Regions from separate parts of the Homo sapiens genome. Here region 1 is linked to region 2. Evidence: read pairs that join two places in POLR2A ChIA-PET (ENCODE). Cell type or tissue: PC-9. All regions are shown on one strand. Each heading gives the region's core, and the rest is flanking DNA. Links, peaks and the distances in the headings are about the cores only.

The links. Peaks named below come from ENCODE experiments on the same cell type or tissue, not always from the same donor. Only the 100,000 strongest peaks of a DNase experiment are listed, where the experiment ranks them.
Region 1: POLR2A ChIA-PET joins it to region 2 with 13 read pairs; 5 of 35 experiments call an interaction of 5 or more read pairs at or near these places.

What each region holds. Positions count from the first base shown.
Region 1 is chr2:69,873,246-69,883,616 of GRCh38, reverse strand. GMCL1 (germ cell-less 1, spermatogenesis associated) reads right to left here. Exons shown (of 14, transcript NM_178439.5): 14 at 2,233-4,708. The coding sequence ends at 4,613. It also overlaps the pseudogene RPL23AP92. Among named protein-coding and RNA genes, the nearest start is that of SNRNP27, 16 kb to the left of the region's middle. In PC-9, for the core only: no CTCF peak of the experiment used is centred there; no DNase peak of the experiment used is centred there.
Region 2 is chr2:70,130,448-70,140,818 of GRCh38, reverse strand. No RefSeq gene overlaps it. Among named protein-coding and RNA genes, the nearest start is that of LINC01816, 10 kb to the right of the region's middle. RefSeq lists a silencer at 1,428-1,722 and enhancers at 1,465-2,006, 2,007-2,548, 4,902-4,951, 5,012-5,071, 6,975-7,284. In PC-9, for the core only: no CTCF peak of the experiment used is centred there; DNase peaks (open chromatin) are centred at 3,058, 3,608, 4,598 and 7,878; H3K4me3 peaks cover 3,039 bases; H3K27ac peaks cover 6,641 bases.

The DNA of each region.
Region 1 (10,371 bases), core at 1,365-9,364, 260 kb after region 2:
CAGTCCTAGTTCTTATAAAATTACCAGCCATTACAAAAGTATTCTAGTTTATTTTTAAGAGACAAGGTCTTACTCTGTTGCCCATGCTGGAGTATAGCGGGCACAATCATAGCTCACTGCAGCCTTGAACTCTTGGCTCAAGCAGTCCTCCGCCTCAGCCTACTGAATAGCTAGGACTACACCCAGCTAATTTTTATTATTTTTATATTTATGTATTTACTTTTTTGAGATGGAGTCTCACTCTGTCGCCCAAGCTGGAGTGCAGTGGCGTGACCTTGGCTCACTGCAAACTCTGCCTCTCGGGTTCAACAGATTCTCCTGCCTCAGCCTCCCGAGTAGCTGGGACGACAGGCACGTGCCACCATGCCCGGCTAATTTTTGTATTTTTAGTAGAGACAGGGTTTCACCATGTTGGCCAGGCTGGTCTCAAACTCCTGACCTCAGGTGATCCACCCTCCTTAGCCTCCCAAAGTGTTGGGGTTACAGGCGTGAGCCACTGCGTCAGGCTTCAGCTATTTTTTTAAAAAATATTTTTTGTAGACATGGGGTCTTGCTATGCTGCCCAACCTGGTCTCAGAACTCCTGGCCTGAAGAGATCCTCCTGCCTTGGCCCCCCAAAGTGCTGAGATTACAGGCATGAGCCACCATGCCCAGCTTTTTATACTTTACAAATGAATGCACGCTGTTGAATAATTCTGCTCCATAATTAGATACAGTCTGACCACTAGTAAATAATGATTGATGCCCTTTGAGGATTTTTGCTCTTTGTACCCGTGTACCTTAGACCTTGGGAAGAATTAAAACTCTCTGGTTGAGGAGAGTTTGTATCATGCCCTTTTTAAAAAATTATTTTAATCCAATAACATGATTGGGTCCATATTGGTTGAACATATTTCAGGAGATTGACAAGTCATCTATGCTTATCATTTGTACCCCTGGCTCTATTATTTTCTATTCTTTACACAGGTTCATCTTAAACAGTATAACCATTACCAGTCCAATATTCTACATCAGCTATCAGAACTTTCTGAAATAGAAATATTCTATAGCTGTACTGTCCAATATGGTAGCCACCAGGTACATGAGTTACTGAGCACTTACAGTGTGGCTAGTGTGACTGAGGGAGTACATTTTAAATTTCTTTAAATTTTAATTAACTTACACTTAAGTGGCCACAATGATCTTCAGTAACCCTATTTTTTTAATGTATTTTTTGAGATGGAGTCTTACTCTGTCACCCAGGCTGGAGTGCAATGGTGCGATCTCGGCTCACTGCAACCTCTGCCTCCCAGATTCAAGCGATTCTCCTGCTTCAGCCTCCCGAGTAGCTGGGATTACAGGTGCCCGCCACTACGCCCAGCTAATTTTTGTATTTTTAGTAGAGACGGGGTTTCACCATGTTAGTAAGGCTGGTCTCGAACTCCTGACCGCAGGTGATCTGCCCATCTCGGCCTCCCAAAGTGCTGGGATTACAGGTGTGAGCCACTGTGCCCAGCCTCCAGTAACCCTATTTTTGCATTTGATGTTGAAAATTGCTCACATATGATGGTAATCCTATTGAAAGACTTGAAATTAGATAAAATGTTAGCTGTGAAACACTTCATAAAAAAAACAAAACAAAACAAAACAGGCCGGGCAGTGGCTCATGCCTGTGATCCCAGTACTTTGGGAGGCCAAGGCGGGCGGATCACGAGGTCAAGAGATGGAGACCTTCCTGGCCAACATGGTGGTCAAGAGATCGAGACCTTCCTGGCCAATATGGTGAAACCCCGTCTCTACTAAAAATACAAAAATAAGCTGGGCGTGGTGGTGTGCACCTGTGGTCCCAGCTACTCAGGAGGCTGAGGCAGGAGAATTGCTTGAACCCAGGAGGCAGAGGTTGCAGTGAGCTGAGATCGCGCCACTGCACTCCAGCCTGGCGACACAGCGAGACTCCGCCTTAAAAACAAAACATAACAAAACAAAACAGTGACTACCACTGTTCTCCACATGGTTTTGCCTATCTTGCTAAGTTTCCATGCCAAACCATTTTTTTTTAAAGGAAAGGTATTTATATCCCTTCTTAATAACTTAGTGTGAAACTCTAGGACATATTCTCTTAAAGACCTCTTCCTTACTAATAGACAAACACAAATCATTCTTAAAATTAAATATTGTTTTCTAGCTCTAGCATAAAAAAATAGTAGAGGCTGTAAGACAAAAGCTGACAAAACACAAAGCTTTCACAAACCATGGTTTATACAATACTTTATCTTACACTATTAACACTTTATTGAAAATATTTCTATTGAAAAGAACTCTGGAAACACATAAAAATATTTGGTAAGAAAACAAAAGCACATCTTTACTACCAGTGTGAATTACTACCTGACAATTATCAACTTCTCAAATAAGAACATTAACCTACTTGTGATTGAAGAAAGAATTATCCTGTCTATGGATGACATAAGCAACTTGGCCAGGACAGAACCAATGGATGAAACCACATATAAATCCAATTTGGCCAGTTAACTTATGTAAGTGAAATGAAACAGTTAACTTTATTCATTAATATGATCAAAACATTATCTTTACTTCCAAGATCTGCAAAAACTTAATTATCCAAATAATTTAAGTTTGGAATTTATATATTTTTCAATACATAAAGGGTAAGGAAACTCTTATACAGTAATGAGACGGAAAGAAAACAACAGCTTCCCGTGAAAAAGACCTAATGTAGTCAAATATAAAAATAAGTACAGTAGCCTCTTTTTTTTTTTTTTTTTTTTTGAGACGGAGTCTCACTCTGTCGCCTAGGTTGGAGTGCAATGGCGCAATCTCCACTCACTGCAACCTCTGCCTCCTGGGTTCAAGTGATTCTCCTGCCTCAGCCTCCTGAGTAGCTGAGATGACAGGCGTGTGCCACCATGCCTGGCTAATTTTTATTTTGTGTATTTAATAGAGATGGGGTTTCACCATGTTGGTCATGGCTGATCTTAAACTCCTGACCTCAGATGATCTGCCTGCCTCGGCCTCCCAAAGTGCTGGGCTTACAAGTGTGAGCCACCACACCTGGCTGACACCCAGCTGAAATGTAACCTCTTGATAACAGCCAAATCACTGTATTAGAAACATTTAAATTCCAGCTCTGAGGGTCAAGGGTGAGGCATTTAAAAGGTTCCTTTAAGTTAAACCAAATGGATGAATTTTAAAAGAACAAAAGCAATTTATGAACCTATGGGCATATCATTAAAAAAGAAAAAAATTATTAATAAATTCCAAAAGTTAAAAGGAGTTGGGAAAAAAACCTAACTAGAAAGAAAAAATTTTGGTTTCAATTAAGGGGGATTTTTTGGTCCATTTTATGTAAGAGCTTACTCTTTTTCCAAATGGGCATTTATTATTTGCACAGATACATAAAAATGATTCCCATTTTAAAAACCATAATAAAAATATACATTAACCACAGAAGTACTTACTCTAACTGGAAAGAAAATGAACATGGCTATTTTCAAAACAGTAATAAACACAAAAGGTCAACATACATAAATCATGACAAGTGTACATCTCATTTTTGACAAAAATAAGTTCCATTTTTACATTAATGCTTCATCATCAGGCTCCATATTACATCCTCTGACCTTATTTACATTTACTATGAAATTTCTATTAGCATGTGTCACTCAAAGGCACTCAATTCAGAGGGTAAAAAGTCCTGAGCTTAAGTAGGAAACAAAGTTCCCAACTAAAATTTGAACATAAATAATTCTAAAGATCAGAGAATATTAAAATGTTTAAAACTATAATATCTGGTACATAAATAATTCAAAACCTAATAATAAAGGTGTACAGACTGTCAAAGAAAAGACCATGTAAGGCAAGAAATATCCTTGGAATCAAACTGATTTTTCCCTCATTCAAGATCATTTGAAGGTGCAAAGCTAACTTTCACTGTTCTTAAACTCCTAGGAAAGTCAAATTAAAAAAAATAGCAATGACAATGCTTAAGTTTTAAAAAAAGTTTATCAGCTTAGTCTCCAAAACCAGGAAGAAAATATTTAATGATTAAAAACAAGTATGACCTGGAAAGATATTAGACTAAAAGGAGGAATCACAATGAGCAGGTGAAAATGTTAAAGGAAAGCTTTCAATACACCAACTGAAAAAGGCATTTCTAATTGGCCAACCAAATTATTCTTTTAGATTATTTTAGCCAAATAAAAAGAAATTTACAGATGGATAACTGAGGTCCACTAACATAAGGTAGAAACAAAGTTTAAGCTAAAAATTAAATCTATATTTTGTTGCAGATAAATGTGAGATTTACCTACAGCAATTTTCTATTGATGCTAAATTAAAAGCATGAATTGACATCGTTCTAACAGAAATGGTTTGACAGATATTTTCTTGGCTTTAAAATGTTCTTACGCATATGCATAGAAATGCAATGAGGATAAGAATAATCTTCTGTATTGTCTGTACAGTTCATAAGGCCTTTGTCATTGTTAGTCACCTTCGATGTGAATATCAGTAGGGCCATTAAATTAAAGCTGGCCTAAAAAGTTTTCAAAGTGCTACTGTTTCCAACTGATGAAATCTTCAGTTTTCTGGATTTTCTGGGTGACGATTATTTTCAATTCTTTTTTTCTGGTGATATATACAAGAAGTTACAGCAGATATATAAAGGGAAGATCAGAAGCCTGCTGTCCAAGTTCATCACCACTTGTTCCTATAAGACAGATTTGTAGATTCAATGACAATTAGATAAAATAAAAACAAAAAACCAAACTGTTGAACTGAGTGAACCAAAGGAGATAGTGTCCTGAGTCTGAGATCCACAACTCCACTCTCCAAACTCCCACCCATTAGCTGTGTGACCTTGTCAAATGCAGCTTCCTCACTGTAAGATGGGGACAGTAAGAGTACCTGACTTAAAGGAGGATTACAAGAGATAATACACAGGGGGTTTTGCAAAGCCAGCTATCTATTAAGTACTCAATAATGGTAGTTATTTTCATTATTGCAAAAATTTCTATCAAATACTTACATATTTTGTCAACAGATACAATGTCTAGAAATACATAAACTTCTCACTGGGCTTCAATTTTTAAAAAAATTTATTTCCTTTTACAAAATTAATTAATTATTTTTAAAAATGAGATAGGGTCTTTCTATATTGCCCAAGCTGGCCTTGAACTCCTGGGCTCAAGAGATCTTCCTGCCTCATCCTCCCGCCTCAGCCTCCTGAGTAGCTGGGACTACAGGCAGGTGCCACTGTGCCTGGCTACTTGGCTTCAATTACTGATGGCCGTTGGGTACAGCAAATCACCCAGATGAAGGTCGGGAGTCATTATCATCATCAAAAAGCAGGGTTCCTACTATTGACATTTCCCACTGTCCCTATGACAAACATGTAATTTGTCTCCTGAAACATAAAATACATTATCATGGAAAAGCAATTTCAGGTTCAGTTACATCAACACACACAAGAATGCTCAGAACTCCCAGAGACAGGAGCTGACACTACACAAATATAACATCCCTGATGCTACAGATCTCTGTTTGGAACCTCATATATCCTTTACTAGAAGCATTTGGTAAATAGAATCAATCCTCAGAGTAAAAGAAGAAACACTAAAATGAGAATTCCTACGTTTTAAATGCCTGGGATATGCTCTCTGCAATAGTATGCATTAGTTACACTTTATTTATTTTGGATAAGATACTATTAAACACTGTTTAAATCCAAAGTTTTAATTTTTTACTGAGACATGTATTCCTGCATGAAGAGGAACTAAAACTAGAATATCTGTGTGACTGAAGCAGACTCACTAGACACAGCTTCTGTGTTGAGGGAACAAGAAGATAAATTTGAATAAAGAAGGTAGAGAGTACAAATGTCTCACACACACACACACACACACACACACAAACACACAATCTCTCTCTCTGTACGAGGGAAAGTGGTATTATAAAAAGACATCAGTGAACAAAATCAGGGGAGGCCATCACCTAGACTGTGCTAACAAGTGTCACCAGAGAGGAATTATGCCAAAGCATGGTTGGTCTTCAGATGCTTGAGACATCCTGAACTAGTCAAAATTTATATCAATAATCTGGGTGAAGGCACATTTACCAAATTTGTTGAGGACAAATGTTTTGATGATATGTATATCTGATGATAAAAATCAAGATTCTGTTCCATAACTAAAAGGCTCTGAGGAAGATTAGCCTTCTAGTATTTGAATACAGTTAAGATTGAGGCAGGGAAGGGTAGGTCAAAGGGCCAACTCTGGAGAAAGAAGGAAGGCACGTGGATATCACTTGGCTGAATGGATACACCAATTTTTGAATATTAAATTGTATTAATCCCCACTCTCCATTCCCAAACAGGATAGGTCGATCCGAGCTTCATCAAATCTGTTGTTTCACCTAAAGGTTCAATCTGCATCTACATTTGCATTGAAGTACCTTTATAGCAAAGTTCTATTTTCCTTATTCCATTGTGGATGGAATCTGTGGAGCCCACATATAGCAGCAGCAGAGCAGCAGCAACTTCCTAGGTCCCCATTTCTACTTCCAGACAATTAAATAAATTTCTGGGTATTTGTTGTTGTTGGTAGTGTTTTTTGTCTGTCTGTTTTTGTTTTGAGACAGGGTCTGACTCTGTCACCCAGGCTGGAGTGCGGTGGCATGATCATGGCTCATTGCAGCCTCAGCCTCCCAGGCTCAAGTGATCTTCCTGCCTCAGCTTCCAAGTAGGTGGTACCACAGGCACATGCCACCACGCCCGGCTAATTTTTCAATTTTTTGTATAGATAGGGTTTTGCTAAGTTGCCAGGGCTGGTCTTGAACTCCTGGTCTCAAGCAATCCTCTGGCCTTGGTCTCCCAAAGTGCTGGGATTACAGGCATGAGCTACCACGCCAAGCCTGCAATTTGGCTTTGATTCTCCATCCCAGCTTTTCAATGTCTCACCAGGTTACCTTTTTTGTCCATCTCTTAAATACCAGTGGTCCCTAGGGTTCTATCCTGTCATATTCTCTACACATTTCCTGTACATTATCTCATCCAATTATTATTTCTAGTTCAGGCATTACTTGTAAACTCCAAATCCATTATTCACCAGCCTATCAAATTTTCACCTTGATGCTCTCAAATTAAACATGCCCTAAACAGAATTCATCATCTCTTCACCATCACCAACACTATGTCATGTTCATTTTCCTTCCTATAATTCAAATCTCAGGTAAAACCACTACTGTAAATTAAATTGCTCAAATCAGAAAACCATCTGACATTTCCTCATGCACACACACAATTAAGAATCAAATTCTCAATTGCACCACTTTATTTCCAGAACCCATCAATATTTTCCTCTTCATTGCTACATTCTTTAAGGTTCTTATCACTTTTAATCTGAATTATAGCTATATAATCATAAATTGTTTTATTGCCATTATCATATCTTTAATCCTTCCTACACATTGCTGTCTGACGGAACCTTCTATAGTGAAAATCCATTTAGCATGGTCTTATAAGATGGACAGTTACAAAATAAATATACAAAAATCACTAACTTTCTTACATTATCAAAAACTATTAGAACAAATGATTCATTTCATATTAGCAACTGAAATGTAAAATACTGGCTGGGTGCGGTGGCTTACACCTGTAACCCCAGCACTTTGGGAGCCTGAGGTGGGCGGATCACGAGGTCAGGAGATCGAGACCATCTTGGCCAACAGAGTGAAACCCTGTCTCTACTAAAATACAAAAAAGCTGGGCGTGGTGGCATGTGCCTATAATCCCAGCTACTTGGGAGGCTGAGGCAGGGGAATCGCTTGAACCCGGGAGGTGGAGGTTGCAGTGAGCTGAGATCACGCCACTGCATTCCAGCCTGGCGACAGAACAAGACTCCGTTTCAAAAAAAAAAAAAGAAATGTAAAATACTAAGTGTTATACTTCCAGGAAATACACAGGAACAATATGGGAAAAACTACAAATTTTAGAGACAGACATAAGGGAAGACCTACGTAAATGTAGAAAATACCATATTCCAGAAAGGAAGACATCAATGGTCCACAAACTACTCTACATATTTAATCATATAAATTAAAATCCCCATAGGAATTTTTGCAAGGAAACTTGATAAAATGATCCTACATCCCATACAGGAGAATAATCATGCACAAAGAACTGAGAGATTTTTGAAAAAAAGAAAAATGAAGGTGGTTTTGCGTAACTAAATATTAAAATGCATTTTAAAGTTAGCCTAATTAAAACAATGCCTTGTCTTCATAACAAAGAAATCAATAAAACAAAAAGTCCAGAAATGAAAGCAAGTTTATAAGTATTTCATGTACAATAAGGCATTTCAAATACATTGATACATCCAGTACATTTCAGATATATCGTCAAATACTCCAAAGTAAAAAATTAAGCCATAAAAAGAACAGAAGAATATATAGATGACTATTTATATAATCCTAGTAAGATGGAGGCCTAAGGATAACACCAAAAAAAAGAAATCATAAAAGAAAAAGATAGATTGTTTTGAAGGTTGAAAAGACAAATGACAAAAATGTAAAAACTGTTTGGGCCTGGTGGCTCATGCCTGTAATCCCAGCACTTTGGGAGGCGGAGGCAGGTGGATCACTTGAGCCTAGGAATTCCAGACAAGCCCAGGCAACGTGGCAAAACCTCGTCTCTATAAAAAAATACAAAAAAGTTAGCTGGGCATGGTGGTGCGAGCCTGTAGTCTCAGCTACTTGTGAGGCTGAGGTGCGTGGAAAGGTTGGGCCCAGGAGGTGGAAGCTGCAGTGAGCCAAGATTGTACCATTGCACTCCAGCCTGAGTGACAGAGTGACAACCTGTCTCGGAAAAAAAAAAAAAAGTAAAAACTATAGAGTATCACAAATGTATTTTTAATATATAAAAGCTGTTAAAAATTAGCAAGAAAAAAATGAAATTTTAATAAAAAATTAAACAGGAACAATATAAGCTGTCAGTTTACATGAGATGATACGTTCAATAAGCATAAAAAAACCCAACAATACAGTAACCAAAGAAATGAAAATTGAAAATTAAGGGCCAGGCGCGGTGGCTCACACCTGTAATCCCAGCACTTTGGGAGGCCAAGGCAGGTGGATTACTTGAGGCCAGAAGTTCAAGACCAGCCTGGCTAACATGGTGAAATCCTGTCTCTACTAAAAATTAGTGCACTCCAGCCTGGGCGACAGAGCAAGACTCTGTCTCAAAACAAACAAACAAAAAGAAATGAAAATTAAAACAAATATTTGTTTTCACATTTACTACGCTGGGATAGAGATGAAAAAGAATAAGATACAATATTGGGTATACTCTCCTGTACTGCTGCCAGGGGGAAGTATAAATTGGACAGTAGCTTTGGAGGGCAATTTGGCCATTAGAAAATTGTATGCACCATGCAACAAGAATTCTACTTCTTGGAATTTATGCTTTAAAAATATCATAAAAATGGACAAAGATATATGTATATTTCCTATAGTAATGAAAAAAAATGAGAAACAACTTTATCCAATAAAGAGGAATTATCTAAGTTACGGTATAGCCAAAACAACTAATATTATGCCGTTCATAAAAATGATGCTGTGAATATATATTTATTGACCAAAAAAAGCTATGTACAACAAAGTGAAAAAAAAAAAAAAAGGTTACAATTACTACCTCACTGTCTGATGCACCTAGGCTCACCTGGCCTTGGGCTCTGAAAGAGGACCAAGCCTTTCTTCTACTGGGCCCAGGCCAGGTGACCCCATTTTGCCTCTCCCCCAGGCCTGACCACTATGCGACCAACAAGTTCTCCCAGGCCACTGACTTGGCCATGAAGAAGACAGAGGACAACAATGCACTTGTGTTCATTGTGGATGTCGAGGTCAAAAAGCATAAGATCAAACAGGCTGTGGAGGAGCTCTATGACACCAATGTGGCCAAGATCAACACCGTGATCAGGGCTGATGGAGAGAAGAAAGCCCATGTTCAGCTGGCTCCTGAGCATGCTGCTTTTAGAGGCTGCCAAAAAATTGGGATCATCTAAGTTGAATCCAGCTGGCAAATTCTAAATATATATGTTTTTCACCATTAAAAAAAAAAGCAGGTTACAAAATAGCTAACCTACTGTGATCCAATTTTGCAAAAATGATACAGGTGAAGGAAAAACTCAGCAATGTATCTGAGTGGTACATGTATGATTGTTGTTTCAGCTGACTCATATTTTCTATTTTTTCGACAACATCTATAACCTATATAAAACACGGAGACAACTCCCAAAGTAAATCTCCCAAACTCCATCCACAGCCCTCATGCCCTGGCTCTAGTTATACTGAACTCTTCCAACCATCTTTCAGTTCCTT
Region 2 (10,371 bases), core at 942-8,941:
TTTGCATTATGTTGCGATTGACAGCCCATAGACACTGCTGTGTTGTATGTGGAACCACAAAAGACGAGAAAGGCAACAAAAGCAGACGTTCCCTCTCCTTTTAAAATTATCTTGTCGCTGGGCACGGTGTCTCATGCCTGTAATCCCAGCACTTTGGGAGGCCGAGGCAGACGGATCACGAGGTCAAGATCGAGACCATCCTGGCAAACATAATGAAACCCCGTCTCTACTGAAAATACAAAAATCAGCTGGACGTGGTGGCGCGTGCCTGTAGTCCCAGCTATTCAGGAGGCTGAGGCAGGAGAATCGCTTGAACCAGGGAGGCGGAGATTACAGTGAGCCGAGATTGCGCCACTGCACTGCAGCCTGGCAACAGAGCGAGACTCTGTCTCCAAAAAAAAAAAAACAACTTGCCTGCAGGATTGGATAGAGAAATTCCCAGGAGAAAGCAAACAAATAAGGGTGCAGGCATTTGTCCTTCAAAACAGGCGGGCAGATCACAAGGTCAGGAGCCAAGACCACGCCATTGCCCTCCATCTTGGGCGAGTGAGACTCCGTCTCAAATAAAACAAACAAAAAATCCCCAGGGCTTTGTAGGTAGACGCTTTTTGGCTTTGAACAAGGCAGGTAGCTTCAGTGTTTCAGATCAAGGAGTGGATGTAGGTTGAAGTGGGCAAATCACTTGAGGTCAGAAGTTTGAGACCAGCGTGGCCAACATGGTGAAACCCTGTCTTTACTAAGAATAAAAACATTAGCTGGGTGTGGTGGCACACACTTGTAATCCCAACTACTCCGGAGGCTGAGGTGGGAGGATGGAGGATTGCTCGAACCGGAAGGCGGGGGTTGCAGTGAGCCAAGATCGCACCACTGCACTCCAGCCTGAGCAACAGAGCAGGACTCCATCTCAGAAAAAAAAAAACAAAAACGAGTGGTTGAGCCTGATTGACCCAGGGACACGTTTTGTTTGTTTGTTTGTTTTTTGTTTTGTTTTGTTTTGTTTTAGATCAAGGACCCTCTCTGTTGCCCAGGCTAAGTGCAGTCGCACAATTATAGCTCAGTTAACCTCAAACTCCTGGGGTCAAGCCACCATCCCACCTCAGCGTCCTGAGTAGCTAGGACCACAACAAGCACATGCCACGGCGCCCGGCTAATTTTTAAAATTTTCTGTAGAGATGGGGTCTCGATACGCTACCCAGCCTGGTCTGGAATTCTTGGCCTTGAGTGATCCTCTCGCCTCAGCCTCCCAAAGCACTAGGATTACAGGCATGAGCCACAGCACCTGGCCCAGGGACACTTTAAACAGGGAGTGAGGCCAGGGGAGGTGGCTCATGCCTGTAATCCCAGCAATTTGGGAGGCTGAGGTGGGAGGATCCCTTGAACCCAGGAGTTCCAGACCAGCCTGGGCAACATGGTGAAACCCCATCTCTATTAAAAAAAGAAAAAAAAAAAAACCACTAGTCAGCGTTGTGATGCACGCTTGTAGTCCTAGCTATCTGGGAGGCTGAGGGTAGGACGAAAGCTTGAGCCCTGGAGATTAAGGCTGCAGTGAGCTGTGATCACACTCCAGCCTGGGCGTCGGAGAGAGACCCTGTCTCTTAAAAAAAACTGTGGGCGGAGTGAGTTTTTCTATTTCTTTCTTTGCTGACAAAGCGGCCCTTTCTGTCACAACATACTTATTGAAACCTGCTGGCCGGGCGGGGTGGCTCACGCCTGTAATCCCAGCACTTTGGGGGGCCGAGGCGGGTGGACCACCTGAGGTCAGGAGTACGAGACCAGCCTCAACATGGAGAAACCCCATCTCTACTAAAAATACAAAATTAAGGCTGGGCGCGGTGGCTCACGCCTGTAATCCCAGCACTTTGGGAGGCCGAGGCGGGCAGATCATGAGGTCAGGAGTTCTAGACCAGCCTGACCGACATGGTGAAACCCCGTCTCTACTAAAAATGCAAAAATGAGCTGGGCATGGAGGCACACGGCTGTAATCCCAGCTACTCGGGAGGCTGGGGCAGGAGAATCACTTGAACCTGGGAGGCGGAGGTTGCAGTGAGCCGAGACTGCGCCACTGCACTACAGCCTGGGCGACAGGGCAAGACTCCGTCTCAAAAAAACAAAAAAACAAAATTAGCTGGGCATGGTGGTGCATGCCTGTAATCCCAGCTACTCGGGAGGCTGAGGCAGGAGAATTGCTTGAACCTGGGAGGCAGAGGTTGCGGTGAGCCGAGATTGTGCCATTGCACTCCAGCCTGGGCAACAAGAGCGAAACTCCATCTCAAAAAAAAAAAAGAAAAAAGAAACCTGCAAGGCATGGGCCCTCGGGAGCTTATAGTCTAATAGGAGAGGGGCTGGAAAGTGGTTGTAATTTAGGTGAAGTTTAATCAATTGGGTTATAAACCAGTTTGGCAAACTTAACAGGAGGGGTTTGGCCATCCTTGAAAGTACCTGTGCTTCCAAGTACAGCCCTGGCAGGACCCAAGGCTAGTGGGAGACCAGGTAAGCTCCGTGAGTTCCTTGGTCAGGCTGCTGCTCCTGTTGCAGGAAAGAGGATCTTCTGCCTTAAAAAGTGAGACCTGACTTTAGGTTGGTTACTTTTGTTCTAAGTCTGCATTTTACTAAGCAATCCTTAGCCCATGGGGACATCGGCCAGTCAGGCCAGTTCAAGCGTTGCAGTCCATTTTGAATATCTGTCATTCCTCAGTGTGAGTAAATTGGCATTTGATTTATATGTCCCTCAACATTATGTGAACTCTCTAGGTGTTTGAGAGATGAGTCCCCTCGTACTGGGCCAGCCTGAAAGTGTAAGTCCCACATCTGGGTCCTTGTTTAAATTCCGCGAGGTAAGAAGTGAGGAGCTGCTGGAAAGAGGGGAAGGGGTTGGTGCAGGAAGCCAGCTTTGCTCACATTCAGGAGAATTATATTATCCACACAAGGCAGAAAGTGCTAAATTGTAGATGAATGATACATGCACTGGATGCTGTGAGTTCAGAAGAAGGTGAGATCACTGTGGGAGGTTAAGGGATGGTGCCACAGAGGAGGTGAGTAGGACTTGCAAAATGTTTGTGCTATCAGTAGATGGAGATGCAGGAGATGGAGAGGAACTACCCACTGTTTTGGTGGTTCGCCTCCACAGCTTACACAGAACATACAGTCATCTGATCTCTTAGGGACTGAGCCAATGGAAAGACATTGTGGCAGGAGAGGGAAGTGGTAGGCCTCAGACAAGGAAGGAAAAATCAACTATTTATTCACCAATTTATTTGTTCAACCTTTATTGAGTATTTTTTATGTGCCAGGCACTGAGCTGGGCCTGGGAATACAGCAATATACAAAACAAACAAAAGCCCTGCCCTCAAAAAGTTTACATTCTTTTTTTTTTTTTTTTTTTTTTTGAGATGGAGTCTGGTTCTGTCACCCAGGCTGGAGTGCAGTGGCGCAATCTCGGCTCACTGCAGCCTACAGGCATGCACCACCATGCCTGGCTAATTTTTTTTGTATTTTTAGTAGAGATGGGGTTTCACCATGTTGGCCAGAGGCTGTTCTTGAACTCCTGACCTTAAGTGATCTGCCAGCCTCGGCCTCCAAAAGTGCTGGGATTACAGGTGTGAGCCACCATGTCTGGCCAAAAGTTTACATTCCAGTGAGGAAAGAGAGAGAGACAAACAATGAATGAATGATGAACAAATGAATAAGCTATCTAGTATGTCGATAGTGACAAGTGCTACGGAGAAAATTAAAACAAGGGGGCCAGGCACGGTGGCTCACGCCTGTAATCCCAGCACTTTGGGAGGCTGAGGCTGGCAGATCACGAGGTCAGGAGATCAAGACCATCTTTGCCAACATGGTGAAACCCCGTCTCTACTAAAATACAAAAAATTAGCCGGGGGTAGTGATGGGTGCCTGTAATCCCAGCGACTTGGGAGGCTGAGGCAGGGGAATTGCTTGAACCCGGGTGGCGGAGGTTGTAGTGAATTGATATTGTGCCACCGCACTCCAGCCTGGTGACAGAGCAAGAGTCTGTCTCAAAAAAAAAAATTAATAAAAAAAACAAGGGGTGGGAGGCAGGAGGAAGTACAGAGGTTTTCCTCTAAATTTTAAATAAATTTTGTGGAAGTGAGTGATATAAAGGTAAAAGGGGGCCAGACGCGATGGCTCGCGCCTGTAATTCCAGCACTTTGGGAGGCTGAGGCGGGTGGATCACCTTAGGTCAGGAGTTAGAGACCAGTCTGGCCAACATGGTGAAACCCCGTCTCTACTAAAAATACAAAACTTAGCCAGGCGTGATGGCGGGTGCCTGTAATCCCAGCTCCTCAGTAGGCTGAGGCAGGCGAATCGTTTGAACCCGGGAGGCGGAGGTTGCGGTGAGCCGAGATCATGCCATTGCACTCCAGCCTGGGCAACAAGAGCGAAACTCCATCTCAAAAAAAAAAAAAAAAAAAAAGTAAAAGGGACACAAAATCTTTGTGATCATTTTCTGTGAGTTGGGGTAGCTAACTGACCAGGTTGTGTCCCAGGAGATAAGGCGTGTTTGTGAATATGACTCACTCCCTGGGGAAAAATAAGCCAAGATCTCCAAAAGAGAAAGCCAGAAAAGCCAGTTGCAATGATAGATGAAAATGGAATTTTACCCTAGACCCCAAATATAAACACTATATAGTTCTAAGAAAATAACAGTGTTGATGTGGTGAGATGTGATAGATCTAAGTGCAGAAGAGGAAGGAGCTGAAGACTCACTTTCTCGGCTCCTTTTCCTGCCCAGGGGGTGGAGGCTGGGCAGGGGGGAGGGGAGGAATCCAGGTCATGAGATGGGTGTGGCTGTGGAATCTGTGGAGACCACGTGTATTTCCTCAGGAGATTCCCTGTTCACAGATACAGGCATGAGCCTGGAGGGACTGCAAGTTGTGGTCTCAGGGTGACCACCTAGCTCTCCACGGCACTATTTTTTGAACCAAGAGTTTCAGAGCTATAAAGTTTATCATGCCAGAGATGAAATCGGAACACACAAAAAATTGGCATTCTGAAGACATTTTGATGGTTTATGAGAATCATGGGATAGAATAGCAGAAGGAAATAAAAGTTTGTGGTTGAGGGCAGGATGCGGTGGCTCACGCCTGTAATCCCAGCACTTTGGGAGGCCGAGGTGGGTGGATCACGAGGTCAGGAGACTGAGACCATCCTGGCTAACGTGGTGAAACCCCATCTCTACTAAAAATACAAAAAAATTAGCCGGGTGTGGTGGCGGGCAACTATAGTCCCAGCTGCTCGGGAGGCTGAGGCAGGAGGATGGTGTGAACCTGGCAGGCGGAGCTTGCAGTGAGCCGAGACTGCGCCACTGCTCTCCAGCCTGGGGGACAGCATGAGACTCTGTCTCAAAAAAAAAAAAAAAAAAAGTTTGTGATTGAGGAGTAAAGATTGAATATGGGATAGTAGGAATACTAGTGTTAACAGATAGTATCCATTGTAACCTGGCTAAGAGAGACAGCAGGCTCCCAAGAATTTGCAGTGGCCAGGCACAGTGGCCCACACCTGTTATTCCAGCACTTTGGAAGGCCAAAGCTGGAGGATTGGTTGAGCCTAGGAGTTCGAGAATAGCCTGGGTAACATAGTAAGACCTTGTCTCTACAAAAAATACAAAAATTAGCTGGGCATGGTGGCGCACGCCAGTAGTACCAGTTACTCGGAATAACAGTACCTGTTATTCCAACACTTTGGAAGGCCAAAGCTGGAGGATTGGTTGAGCCTAGGAGTTCAAGACTAGCCTGAGTAACATAAGACCCTGTCTGTACAAAACATACAAAAATTAACTGGGCATGGTGGCACACGCCAGTAGTACCAGTTACTTGGGAGGCTGAGGAGGGAGGATTGCTTGAGCCCAGGAGGTTGAGACTGCAGTGAGCCGTGATTGCACCACTGCACTCCAGCCTGAGTGACAGAGCAAGACCCTGTCTCAAAAAAAAAAAAAAAAAAAAAAAAATCCGGATGTGGTGGCTCATTTCTGTAATCCCAGCACTTTGGGAGGCGAGGCAGGCAGATCATTTGAGGTTAGGAGTTCGAGACGAGGCTGACCAACATGGTAAAACCCCATGTCTACTAAAAATATTTTAAAAATTAGCCAGGCGTGGTGGCTAATGCCTGTAGTCCCAGCTGCTCAGGAGGCTGAGGCAGATGAATTGCTTGAACCCAGGAGGCGGAAGTTGCAGTGAGCCTAGATCGCACTACTGCATTCCAGCCTGGGCAACCGAGAGACTCCGTCTAAAAAAAAAAAGTGCTCTATAGATGTCTATTGAATGAGTGAATGAATGCATTGATGAATGGATGGGTGGTCTCTCTGATCCTGAGCTTGCCATGACAAGCCTGGAGAACAGACATCTAGCCTATACCCTCCTTTTAATGGATTCCCCTTCATTGTAGGGTTCCCCCAAGGAGACAGCTACTGTTCAAAGTGTAGCCTTATACTGTTCTGCTGAGCTGATCTGCTTACACCTTACACTGTTCAATGGCAGATGGTGAGGCGTGCAGGGCCTATGGGCACTGGGGAATTCAAAGGCAATCTTCAGTCACCAACAAAATAGGGCCTACTACTTACGCGGTAATGCTTGTATACTGAGTTTGTCATGTCCTTATGACAAATTTGGACCAAGGTTGTTGGTCTGAGACAAGACCCAGTCTGCCCAGAAACTGCATGGGGCCTTCCCCAGCCCAGATTCCTTCAGTCATTTCATGCCCCCATGTTCCTGTGATCCTCTTTGCCTGGAAGAAAAACTACCCGTCATCAATGGGAATGGGTGATTTTCTACTTGCTTTTGAGCTCTATTTCATAAGCTGACAGTTTTCTGAGATTCCCAAGGACATAATGAAGCAGTTTCCCATCTGCGGGTTATCTTAATATTTTTAAGTGACAGACCTGTGTTTCAAGCCAGGATGTCCTGACAGGAAACCTGAGTAATATATTGCTCTTTCTTCCTGCTGGTGTGTTTTGGGTGGATGTGTGGGAGCCACAAATGTGTGGTAGCTTCTTGCTGCTTCCAACAGTCTGTGGTGTTCATTATCTTCTGGTTGGGGTTTTCCTTTGAGAATAAGCCAGCAAAGAATGAATGTCGAGGTATGGTTCCTGGTGATGCTGTGCGTGTGTAATGGGGAGTGAGCATGCTGCCTCCACGGAGTCCTCTGCTCCGTGTGCCCAGTGAATTGAACAACGCTCAAGGGAAGACATGTTCTGGCCCAGCATTCTCTGGGGAGTATATGGTATGGTTCTAGACACCTGAATCTCTGCCAAGCTCAGTGTCTCTCAAAATGACTTGCTTTTAGACTCACATTTGATTTTGTAAAATCTTTCACCGAACACACCTGGCAGACATCTCAAATTTCCTGCACATTAGCCAAGGAATTCTAGCTAATGAAAGCTGAAAGCTATGACACTGTTATGACAAAATTAACACCCTGAAAGGCTAATTAATCTTATATGGATTACATTACCTAGAGTTTGAGCTTTGGCCATTATCTTTGCAGTATAAAAGCTATTTCCCCAAAACCTTAAAAAAGAGAGAAAAGAAAGCCATTCCCATAAATCATATTTCCGACACATAGCTCACCATGAAAATGTCCACAACACAGTGATATAACTGATACCTTGCAAATGGCTTTTTAAAAACAAAACAAATTAGGCCAGGCACTAATGACCTGGCTTGATGACCTGAAGGTATCCTAACATGGCTGTTAGAGATTTGAGGGCAGGGGCTGAGTCTCGGTGTTTGTTTCTGTCCCTAGCACAGGGCCTCAGACAGTGATGGATACATATTAGGTGTCGATTAACAGTCACTGAATTACTGAATGGAAATTTACTGGTGCTGACTGCACCACTAGACTCCACACACAAATAGACCTGCCCCGTGGGATTCTTCACAAGAGCAAATATTTTATGAGAGCTGTTACTCCGAGTTGATTGGATGGGCAAAGTGAAACCACAGAATTGGGCTTTAAAACCAAGTGGATTTACTCTGCTAAATTTTACAACTAGGATCTTCTGCTCTGGGTGGAGAGTTGGACAAAATAACTTCGAATTTGAGGTTTGTAGGTTCTATGAAAATACAGGCTTTTTGTTTTGTTTTGTTTTGTGTTTTAAAGACAGATGAACCCAGCAGGCAAGCTGGCAGGAAGTCTGACTGCAGTACTTGCCTGAGAGGATGACACAGGCCAAATGAGAAAAGGAAAACAACAAGGCAGCCAGAGCTAGTAAAGCACTTTGCAAAGTAGCTGCAGAGCTTTCCAGGATTTTCTGGAAAAAGGAAGAAAAGGAGAGTAAAGGGCAGGAAGAGGATTGGTTAACAACTGGATTCAGAAATGCCGATGAGTGGATTTGCCTATCGGTTTTGTTTTTCTAAGTCAGGGATAAGGAAAGAGGGTACACTTGGCCTGGCGCTGCCTGCTGGCAGGGCTTCCTTCCCCAGGCTGTGCTGAAGCCATCCTTAGAGCTGCCAGGGTGTCCTGAGGCCTGCTGCCCTGTGCAACTCACTGGAAAAGAGGACAGACTGCCCTCCAAAGATGTCTAAGGCACATGGTACAGTGGAAGGAAGGGACAGCAGTTTTGTTTAATTTCATGTTGCTTAAAAAAATGTTTATATGCATTTGCTTTTTTGAACAGATAATTTATTTATATGTTTAAAACTAAAAAAAATGAAAAGATGTACATCTCTTCTGTCCCTGTCCCCCAAATGCCCACTTTCCCCCACCCTAAATAGATAACCCTGTTATAAGGTTTTTGTTTATCCTTCTAACGTTGTTTTTCTACACATACAAGCTAAAACAAATCTATACCCTTCCTTACTCCATTTTAACATATTTAGTGCCAGTCTGTACACGTTCTACACGTTTGTTGGGTTTTTCCCCCGCTTTAACACCCTATCTTGGTGACATTTCCTTATCGGTATATGAGAGTATCCTCATTTTTATCTATCTTTGCGGCTGTAGAGTATTACATTGTATGGACTACTATAATTTAACTGGTTCCCATCAAGGGGTGTTTAGATTGTTTCCAGTCTTTTGGCATTACAAATAAAAGCATGGACTTTAGAGACATGTGCTTTCAAACCCCAGTCCCGATGCCTACTAGGTGATTGACAATGGGTCTTAATTGCCTCCTCTGTAAAGAGGAATTTTTTGTTTGTTTGTTTGTTTGAGACAGAGTTTTGCTCTTGTTGCCCAGGATGGAGTTCAGTGGCGCGATCTCAGCTCACTGCAACCCCCGCCTCCTGGGTTCAAGCAATTCTCCAGCCTCAGTCTCCCAAGTGGCTGGGATTACAGGCATGTGCCACCATGCCCGGCTAATTTTGTATTTTTACTAGAGACGGGGTTTCGCCATGTTGGTCAGGCTGGTCTCGAACTGCTGACCTCAGATGATCCACCCGCCTCGGCCTCCCAAAGTGTTGGGATTACAGGCATGAGCCACTGCACCCGGCCAGGAATTATTTTATGTTTATTTCACCTGTCCCTTAACATTGCTGTGAAAGACTCATATAATATACAAAGAACTTGAGAAATCCTAGGTGCTCAGTGGAAACAATATACCTTGCAATGAAGCATATTCAAATTTATTCTTGAAAAAAAGAATACTGATCAGGACCCCTGGCTCATGCCTGTAATCCCCACGCTTTGGGAGGCCAAGGTCTCAAGAAGGACTGCTTGAGACCAGGAATTCAAGACCAGACTGAGCAACAGAACAAGACCCTACCTCTTCAAAAGTAAAAATAAAAAAATTAGCCAGACATGGTGGCACATGCCTATAATCCCAGCTACTTGGGAGGCTGAAGCAGGAGGATCTCTTGAGCCCACTACTGCACTCCAGCCTGGGTGAAAGAGCAAGACCCTGACTCTAAAAAAAAAATGTGTTTGATTATTTTTTGAGACAGTCTTGCTCTGTCACCCAGGCTGGAGTGCAGTGATGCAATCTCGGCTCTCTGCAACCTCCGCCCTCCAGGTTCAAGTGATTCTCCTGCCTCAGCCTCCCGAGTAGCTGGGATTACAAGTGTGCAACACCACGACTGGCTAATTTTTGTATTTTTAGTAGAGACAGGGTTTTGCCAGGAGTTGGAGGTTGCAGTGAGCCGAGATCACGCCACTGCACTCCAGCCTGGGCAACAGAGCAAGACTCCTTCTCAAAAAAAAAAAAAAAATGTGGCCACTGAAAAATTGTTAACATGATTCACTTTATATTGCTATTGACAGCATCTTCTATGCACTTTCCTACATAATCATCCTTCGCTTGGGTGAAGACAGTCCGTGTGATTGCCTGAGTCTTCTCTTCTCCAGTTATATCACACTGCTTGCGCCTTTTATTTTTTATTTTTTTTCAGACGGAGTCTCGCTCTGTTGCCAGGCTGG